Linked DNA regions of Homo sapiens: region 2 is linked to region 1. A link is a contact called in ENCODE Hi-C or POLR2A ChIA-PET data. All regions are on one chromosome and are shown on one strand. The core of a region is the stretch at or near the end of the contact, and the rest is flanking DNA. Distances in the headings are between cores, read along the strand shown.

What was found. Hi-C counts contacts between places; a loop is a spot of excess contacts on that map. ChIA-PET counts read pairs that join two places held with the same protein, here RNA polymerase II (POLR2A). Pooled maps may share reads with other maps.
Region 2: a map of PC-9 shows a loop between it and region 1 (8-fold over the local background). The contact joins two enhancer-like sites. A Hi-C loop is called at or near these places in 8 of 168 maps with a recorded cell type or tissue (CD14-positive monocyte, Caco-2, MCF 10A and 5 more) and 15 of 50 pooled maps. POLR2A ChIA-PET finds 5 or more read pairs at or near these places in 3 of 52 experiments (Caco-2, MCF 10A and endothelial cell of umbilical vein).

Annotation. Positions count from the first base shown.
Region 1 is chr12:124,638,190-124,643,087 of GRCh38, forward strand. No RefSeq gene overlaps it. Among named protein-coding and RNA genes, the nearest start is that of NCOR2, 73 kb to the left of the region's middle. Within about 2 kb of position 2,107, at least 3 of the 41 ENCODE cell types and tissues checked have a DNase peak (open chromatin) inside an H3K27ac peak, as active enhancers do; they include CD14-positive monocyte and PC-9, where a contact is called at or near this core.
Region 2 is chr12:124,680,558-124,685,416 of GRCh38, forward strand. No RefSeq gene overlaps it. Among named protein-coding and RNA genes, the nearest start is that of NCOR2, 120 kb to the left of the region's middle. RefSeq lists enhancers at 795-864, 1,055-1,124, 4,251-4,795, 4,796-4,859. Within about 2 kb of position 1,299, at least 22 of the 41 ENCODE cell types and tissues checked have a DNase peak (open chromatin) inside an H3K27ac peak, as active enhancers do; they include CD14-positive monocyte and PC-9, where a contact is called at or near this core.

The DNA of each region.
Region 1 (4,898 bases), core at 857-3,356:
GTTGATGGGTTTAGGAGATGGCGCCTTTGTGGGGGTGATTCAGTCACGAGGGTGGAGGCTTCATGAGTGGGATTAGTGCCGTCATAACAGAGGCTCTCACGAGACCCCCGTCCCTTTCACCGCGTGAGGACACAGTGGGAAGACGGCCATCCATAAGCCGGAAAACGAGCCCTTCCCGGACACCCAATCTGCCTTGATCTTGGACTTCCCATCCTCCAAAACTGCGACAAATAAATTTCTACTGTTCATAAGCCACCCAATCTATGGTATTTTGTTGTAGTGATCTCCAGGACGTCCCTAGGAGTTGGCGCTGCCAACTGGTGTTTAAAAGAATTAAGACAGAAGCGAAGGATGAGGAAGAGCCAGCCAAGCAGACATCTGGGGGGAAGGCGTGCCAGGCTGGGGGGACAGCAAGGGCAAAGTCCTGCGGCAGAAACAAGTCAGTGGGTCCGAAGAACAGAGGGAAAGCTATTGGGAACGGAGCAGAGGGGATAGAAGAGAGGTCCGCGATAAGATGGAGGGGTGGGTGGGGCCTTGAAAGTCATGGTAATGCATGCAGATTTCTTCTAGAAGCAACGAGAGCCTCTGGAAATTGAAGGCAAGGCTGCGCATTGTCTGATGGATGATGGCAAGTGTTGCTTTGACTGTCCTCTGGGGATCTGACTGCAGGAGGCAAGGGCAGCACCAACTCCTAGGGGCGTCCTGGAGGTCGCTGTCATCACGCTGGGCCTGTGATGAGTGCTCAGCCCATGATGGTCAGGGTGGATATTGCTGTGATATCATTGTTGCCAACAGGCCCTTTCCATATGCCAGCAGAGGCTCATACCGAATCTAATCCCCCAAAGCTCAGAATCCGGGAAAAGTAAGATACTTTAATTCCTCCAAGTAAGGGGGCCCAGGTCCGAGACCCAAAGAAGACTCTGGGACCTCAGGGGAGGAGGGGGTCAGCTGGGACCGCCCTCCTCTAACACCCCTTCCCACACCTTGGAATGCACCTCAGGCCCAGAAGGACTAACTGAGTTGACATCCCCAATTCACCCCAGGCCTTCTCTCAACGTCCTAGAAAAGCTACCCATCTGTCTGCCAAAATCTCTGCATCTCCCCAGCCAGGCAACTCCCAACCCATTTACCAACTGGAAAGGATCCTTGGCCCCCAGCTACTGTTCCCTGCTCAGAACTCTCAGTGAATCTTGGCTGCAACTGCCACCTACTTGATGTCTGTGAGTGAATATTCCATGTCTCCCCCATTGAGTTTCCCCAGGTCAGAGACTGCTGAAACTTGCAGGGAACTCTGAGATGGCCAAGCTCAGGGTTGGCGAATACATAGCACTTTCCCTGCCTACACCTAGGCAGACATCAGAAATCAATCCCAGCTCTCTCTCCCATTGAGCTTGAGCATTGCCTGAGAATCCTCAGCCTAGACCTTAGTGCAATCTAGGAATTGGCACAGGATTAAAGCTCCTGGCTGTGCCCAGTCTAGCACAAAGCCCTCATTTCGTAAGTGGGGAAACTGACGCCCAGTAACAGGAAGGGACTAAAATTCAGGCCCCTTGACTTCCAGCCAACAGTCTCTTTCCTCGAGGGCAAAGGGACATCTATCATTTATGTTCTCCCTGTGGGATATGGTGAAGAGATAGTGTACAACAGAGATTTGTTCAACGAATAACAAGAATGAAACAAACAAAAAACAAGGAAAGAAAGAAGAGAGTTTTAGATGCAATAGGTAAAAACTGGCTCGGGTGTGAGAAAGAAACCCATGACATCGTGTTGCTAGACGTTTAGAAAAGTTGCTAAGGGAAATTTTTAGAGTGTCTTTCCTTGCAGAACTTTAAAAATAGTCCTGAAAAAAAAAAAGTAGTCCTGATTAAGTGCCCATCTGCCTGGGAGCCTCCTGCGGAATGCTGGGTGTGTTATTCACTCATAGTTGACAAGTGTTTGTTGAACATCAACTATATGCTGAGCATAAATCAGTCATTGAATTAAAAAGCAAAAATAACAGCTAGAATCTGTATCTCTCTGAGTTAGAGATCTTTGGCTGCAAGCAACAGAAACCAAGTCCAAAACTCAAGCACGAAGGGGGTTTGGGGAAGGAAAGAGGATGACTCACAAAAATGACAGAACAGCTCAACTCGGCTCGCCTGGGCACTGCCTGTGGCATGAATCGTCTCCCTGCTATTTCTTCATATTTTCCCAGATTCAAAATCTGGGTAAGAGAGGCTGCTGGCCTCACTTGGGTCAACTCTTGATCAGGAGAAGGTGGAGCTCCTTGATTGGCAGCTCTTTGTTTTAGCCCAGGTTACCTGGAGCACAGAGGCTGAGGCAGGGTTTCCTGGCTAATGCTATTCTGATGGGGTGCAAGCTTAGGACGGCAAGAGTGAGAGCAAAGGGACAAACAAGGTGACGGGCCTCTGAGATGGTCATGGCATCACATCAACCACAGCTGGACAGTGGGTCACATGAGACTGTGCTAGCTTCCATCCACCTCCTACGTCTCATGGGTCAGAGCTCTGGGAAAGCCAGAGCCAACACTCCACAGCACAGAGCTTCATCTGCTCCAGAAGGGAGAGGGAAACAGCACCTCCATGGGCTGGGTCAAACCAAGCCTGGGAACTAAATGACTGCACGGCTCCTTCTTGGTGGGTGTATTAGTTATCCACTGCCACGTAACAAAATATCCTAAAACCAACCATAAATATATGTGATCTCACACAGTTTCTGTGGGTCAGAGATTGGAGAGCAGCTTAGCTGGGTGGCTCTGCTCTAGGGTCTCTCACGAGGGTACAATCAGGGTATCAGCTGGGGCTGCAGTCATCTCAAGGCTTTATTGAGGCAGAGACACCCATTTCCAAGATGGCGCACACACGTGGCTGCTGGTGGGTGTGTTCATCAGCTCGGGCTGCTGTCACAAAAGACCACAGGCTGTGTGGCTTCAACAATAGACATTTATTTTCTCACAGTTCTGGAGGCTGAAAACTCCAAGATCAAGGGTTAGCAGGTTTGGTTTTCCCTTCTGGGGCCACGAATGTGTTCTGGAGCTAGCTCTCGATGATCTGGAAGTCCCCAAGCACATGGTGGAGGCACTTAATGTCACTGAGCTGTACACTTTCAGATGGTTACGATGGAGAATTTTATATCATGTATATTTTCACACACACACACACACACACACACACACACACACACACACACAATCTGCGTCAGGGGTTTGGGGATCATGTCTCAGCTCTGCCACTAAATGAGTTTGTCTTTGAGAAAGTGACTTTCTCTCCCTGGCCTTGGTTTCTCTCCTCCCACTCTCCAATCTTCTGATGGGCCTCCCATTGGCCAAACCCAACCAGGAGCCAGAGGACAACGGGATCAGGGTCAGTCCCTGGGGGTCACAGATCTGGCGGACAAGATTGGAGAGTGGCTTGGACAAGCAAGCTTACGGGGGAACCACCATGTTACCCTAGAAATAACAGGCCAAGAAGAGAAGCGACATCTTCTGGTGTTTGATTTGCTTGCCTCTGGCTAAGTGCCTGTCTCCTTAGCCCCTAGCTCCCTCCTTGCCCAGAGAGAGGCTTCCTGCAAAGTGCTGACCCAGCGCCACCCCGCCAGATGCCAACAGGAATTTCTTAAGCATATGTGCCACACCAGCTCCATTCTCAGCACCACACCCACTGCCAGCGCCTGCAGTCCTTGTCTTGGCTTCTGGCTGTGCAGGGGAGGGTCCCAGCACTGCCTGTTCCCCCCAGGGAGGCTCCAGCCCATCTCGGTTAAACCTCATCTTACCAACCTTTGGGTCTTAAGGCTCTTCACTTGGGATCCAGCACAAGTCAGTCAGTAATTCATTCAACAAACCTTCACGGTGCAAAGTGCCCAAGATGTAGGGGTGTTGGGCAGAAGGGAGGTTCCAGCCTTTGAGGAGCTCCCAGTTCTGCAAGCAGGACAGAGAAGCAAATGCCCCATCCCAGGCAGAGTAACAATATTTAAAAATAAATAATTAGCATTGGATGCTCACGGTGGCTCACAATTGTAATCTCAGCACTTTGGGAGGCCAAGGCAGGAGAGCGTGGGGCCAGAAGTTTGAGACCAGCCTGGGTAACATAGCAAAACCCTGTCTCTACTAAAACAAACAAACACACAAGCTCAGCTGGGCATGGTGGTGCATGCCTGTGGTCCCAGCTACTCGGGGGCCTGAGGTAGGAGGCTCACTTGAGCCCAGGAGGGCAAGGCTGCAGTGAGCCGAGATCGTGCCGCTGCACTCCAGGCCGGGCGGCAGAGCAAGACCCTATCTCTAACAATAAAAATAAAAAATAATAGTTCAAGTTGAGGCTCCCTGAGTGCCTGTTGTACACCAGGCTCCTTACCTGTGTCAGCCCCCTTCATTCTGGACGGTACAGTTGTCACACCCACTGCTGTGGTCTGAATGTTCGGGGTGCAGCAAAAATGCACATGTTGGAGCCTAGCACCCAACATGATATTAATATTAGTAGTATCAAGAGGGGCCTTTGGGGGAATGATTAAATCATCAGTGCTCTGCCCTCACAAATGGGATCAGGGCTCTTACAAAAGAGGTTGAAGGGCCAGGCATGGTGGCAGGTGCCTATAAGCCCAGCTACTTGGGAGGCTAAGGCAGGAGAATCATTTGAACCTTTGGGGGCCGAGTTTGCAGTGAGCCAAGATCATGCCACTGCACTCCAGCCTGGGCAAAAAGAGCTAAATTCCATCTCAAAAAAAAAAAAAAAAAAAAAAAAGAGGATGGAAAGAGAGCCCTAGTCTCCTTGCCCTTCTGCCTTCCACCATGTGAGGACACAGGAAGTGCCATCTATGAAGCAAAGAGTGGCCCTCACCAGACACAGAACCTGCTGGCACCTGGAACTTGGCCTCGCCAGCCTCCAGAACTGTGAGGAATACAT
Region 2 (4,859 bases), core at 49-2,548, 42 kb after region 1:
TATATTTTTAGTAGAGGGGGGGGTTTCACCATGTTGCCCAGACTGGACTCGAACTTCTGACCTCAGGCAATGCGCTCAGCTCAACCTCCCAAAGTGCTGGGATTACAGGCGTGAGCCCCCGCACCCTGCCTGGTTCTCTCTTTTTTAAAAGCAGGTAGGCTGGGCATGGTGGCTCAGACCTGTAATCCCAGCACTTTGGGAGGCCAAGAAGGATGGATCGCTTGAACCCAGAAGTTCAAGATCAATCTGGGCAACATGGCGAAACCCCTCTCTACCAAAAGCGATACAAAAATTAGCCAGGAATGGTGCCACATACCTGTAGTCCCAGCTACTGGGGAGACCCTATCTTAGAAAAAAATAAATAAATAGGTAAGAGCAGGTAAGCATTCCCTGTAAATCCCCCAGCACAGTCCCCTCCACGCCACAGTGGCTAGGGTTAGGCCACGTGAATATCTAGGAAGGGGGATGGGGTGGCCATGACGCTTAGCCCAGGGTCAGCAAACGGTGGTTCACGGGCCCCAAGCCTGTTTGTTTTTGTAAATAAAGATTGATTGGTGCCCAGCCACATCCTTTTTTTTTTTTTTTTTTTTTTTGAGATTGAGTCTCGCTCTTTTGCCAGGCTGGAGGGCAGTGGCGTGATCTTGGCTCACTGCAACCTCTGCCTCGTATGTTCAAGCGATTCTCCTGCCTCAGCGTCCTGAGTGGCTGGGATTACAGGCACAAACAACCATGCCCAGCTAATTTTTAATTTTTTTGTAGAGATGAGGATCTTGCTATGTTACCAAGGCTGGTCTTGAACTCCTGGGCTCAAGCGATCCTCCTGCCTCAGCCTCCCAAGCTGCACACCCTTTTTTTTAATATCGTCTGTGGTTGCTTTTGTGTGACAAAAGCAGAACTGAGGAGTTACCGCAGAGACGCCCAAGAAGCCTAGAAGAGTGACTCAACCCTTTACAGAGAAAGAGTTTGCTGACCCCTGGCTAGACTAACCGGGATCTACCCCTGACCCGGATTGAGTCATTTCCCCTGAGGGATGAATGAACACTATGACAGTCTGTGAGCCCCATAGAAGTGGGGGTGGGGGCTGGCCTGGCCGCTGCCAGTCGTCCTTCAAAGCTTTGCTACTCAAAGCGTAGCCCCCAGGCCAGCAGCATCCGCCGGGCATGGGAGCCAGGTCTTGGGTCCCACCCCAGACCTATGAAATCAGAACCTGCATCCTAACCAGACCCCCAGGGAACGTCACCCACTAAATGCAGCGCGTTTGCTTCTCAGGCTGTTGTAACAAGGTACCACGAAGCGGGTGGCTTAAAACCACAGGTCTGGAGGCCAGAAGCCTGCAATCCAGGTGCCAGCAGGGCCCTGCTCCCTCCAAAGCCCCTGGGGCAGGATTCTTCCCTGCCTCTTCCAGCTCCTGGTGGCTCTTGCGACCCTTGGCCTTCCTGGCTTTGCAGATCGGTCACTCCAGCCTTTCCTCTGCCTCCACGTTGTTTGTGCGTATCTCCCCTTTTCCTGTGAGGGCTTCAGTCATCTTGGACGCGAGTCCACCCTGATGACCTCATCTCAGCTTGATCACATCTGCAAAGATCCTATTTCCAAATAAAGTCACATCCACAGCTGCCAGGGGTTAGGACCCGGACATGTGTTTTCGGGAAACACAACCCCACCTGTGACCTGTGAGTAGTCCCAACACACACCACACATGGGTGAACTGCGACATACGTGCTTGTGCTTTTGGGAAGGACAGGGCTGGGGGAGGGGCAGCTCCAGCTTCCCTGCCTTCTCAGGCTCCCAGAGCTGCCCTCCTGGGAAACAGCACGCTGGAAGCTTCATGAACATAGCTGGCCTCAGGCTGGCTCAGGGAGGTCATCTCTACCCCTCATCTCCCACCAGGCCTGAGCTGCTCCTGGGCCTCCCGGGTTGAACCGTGAGTGCCCTCAGCAGGTCTGGCACTGGGTGAGGCATGTCAGGCATCCCAGGTGCCCCTCTGCACTGGCACCCTGAGAGGGCTTGCCTTCTAACATTCGGTACCCTGAGCCCAGCACTGGGGCTCAGCCCACTTCTCATCTCCAAACCCTGCTCCGGGCCTGTGCTCCCCAGCTGTGGCCAAGTGACAGGTGGGCCCAGCTCCTGCACTGGCCGCATGAACAGAAGCACCGTCTTCTCAGTGAAATTAATAAATGCCCAGCAAGTGCACCCTGAGCAAACTTCCTTGCTTTGCACATAACTGGTGCTTAAAACTCACGTGCTCGGTGTACGAGGAAGTAAATGCCGGAAATCCAGATTCCCTACAGCGACTGACAAGGCCCAGCGTGATCTAGCCCACCCTCCTTACCAACCTTGTTCCCACCGTTTTCCTCCTAAACCTCTAGTTTCCAGCTCCATGCCAAGCCCACTACGGCCCCAGGGCATTTGCACCTGCTGTGCCCTCTGCTGGAAGGCTCCTCCCCACACACAAGCCCATGGCTGGTTCTCTAACTCGATTTCGATTTCTGTACAGATGATGTTACCTCTTCAGAGGTAAGCCCCACCCCCTCACCTCCTCACTTTCTATCAAATCAAACAATTTTAACAACTGCGTAGAACTCACAACTGCCTCCAATCCTCATGTTCATTTATTTATCTACCTGCCACGTCCTGAGTGTCTAGAATGGTGCCGGGCACACAGTAGGTGCGCAGTAAAAACATGCTACTGAACTGAGAGAGTCCTCTCCTCCATCCCCATCAGGCTGAGCTCTTAGTAAACACTCAGGAGCCTCCAGGCCCCTGTATTAAAGGCCTGACAAGCCTCGCCCTGCTGCGGAATTTTACAGATGGGGCTGTTTCTTTGTGTGTCAACAGAGTGCTTAATCTCTGCTCATAATGCCAGGCAGGAAGGAGCCTGCTTTGCTGAGGAACTTCTGTCTCAAAGCCGCCAGGTAACATGAGTGGGGCCTCTGGGGTCGGGAGCAGCATGTCTCCCCATCCTGGCCTTGATAAATGTCCAGGGGCCCTTCCAGCCTCCGCCAGGCAGCTGCCTCTGACCACAGCCTCCTCCGCAGAGCTGAGCTACCCACGTGTGCTCACTTCTAAACTGCAAGCCGGCCCCTGAGGGGGTGTGTGAGGAGTCAGGGTCTTAAAAACTTCCTGCATATTTTCCCTTCAGAAATAGCATCCTTAACTTTCTTTTTTTTTTCCTTATTAAAAATGTACTCATGTAATCCACATGCACTGGCTGTGAGAAATTCCAAAATGTCTTTTGGAGAGAGATCCTTGCCCCCTGAGGCTGTCCCCATTGCACAGATGATAAGCACAGTCAACGAGGCTGGGCGCCCGTACTTCCCAAACTTTGTGGGGCCCACAGCAACCCTCTGAGGCTTTTACTTTTATCATCCCCATTCCACAGACAGGGAAACTGAGACTCGGAGAGGGACAGGGCCAGCAGCCAGCACATGTTGGAGGGAGGTCAATCCACTGTGGCTTTGAGCAGAGTGGTCGCAGGACTACTATGCCATATCCCACCTCTTTGTAGAAGAGTTCTTGATTTCATTTTTAAATTTTTGTGTTGTTGTTTCTATTTTGTACCATTTTCTGTGTATCGTTCTGTGACTTGCTTTTTTCATTTAACATGTCTGAGACATCAATTCATGCTGGACACACATAAGTCACCTCATTTTTTTTTTTTTTGAGATGGAGTCTTGCTCTGTCACCTAGGCTGGAGTGCAATGACAGGATCTCAGCTCACTGCAACCTCTGTCTCCCAGGTTCAAGTGATTCTCCTGCCTCAGCCTCCTGAGTAGCTGGGACTACAGGCACACGCCACCATGCCTGGCTAATTTTTGTATTTTTGGTAGAGACAGGGTTTCCCCATGTTGGCCAGGCTGGTCTCGAACTTTTGACCTCAAGTGATCCGCCCTAGCCTTCCACAGTGCTGGGATTACAGGCGTGATCCACCGTGCCCAGCCAGTCACCTCATTCTTTTTAACGCCTGTTTCATAGCCCCTGACACACAGCACAGAGCCATTATAATTGTTGGAGTCAAAACGGTTCATATCTGATCATCTTGTATTCTCCGGACGTAATTCATTTTAATGTGCACTACAGTCTCTATGCGATGCAGTGAGCACTTTTGGGAAAACCAGTCGGACCTGGACTGGTTGGTCAGGAGAAGGTCTGAAGTGCCCTGTCAGGCCAAGTCTGAGACTGTGGTAGTAGAGGAAGTGAAAGCAGGCTCCAGCACTGAGGTCCAGAATGTTCCCAGCTCCAACGAGGCCATGAAGATAAAGCACTTCTTTTGTTGGCCATCTGCATATCCAAGAACTCCAGAGTATCCAACCTTCAAAGCACTGTGGCTCATTCCCTGAACAACGGTGCCAGGTAATTCACAAAGCAACCCTCTGCACACCACAGTTTGCTCCAGTCTCCAAAGCAAGTCCTACTCAGAGTCTCCCCCGAGCAGACGAAGAGAAGCCAGACCTCTCTCCACTTCAGGCAGTGGATGCTTTTTGGGGGCTGGCATAAAGGGAGTAAGGAGGGCATGAGTTTTCACAAAGTCAAAATGAAACTGCTAACAACACGGCTCTGTCTCCCAAGAGTGACTCACCCAGTGAAAACCAGAATATTGTTCCGAGTGTCAAAATCTGCAGAACAGCCTCCAGGATTTGGGTCTTATCCAGCTTAAATGAGCCAAAACACTCCTGCATCTTCCTGGGGTTCCTGGTGAAGGGCGTGTTGTCTTTTCCCTTTAGCCCTTGTTTTGGAAAGCTCTGAAGAGGCACCCAGGAGGTCAGCAGACAGCAGCCTAGCCGCTTCCTTCTCCAGGACAGCATTCGGGCAGCTTTGAAATGCCTCCCAGCGCTCGCCTTCTGCAATCCCCAAACTTATGC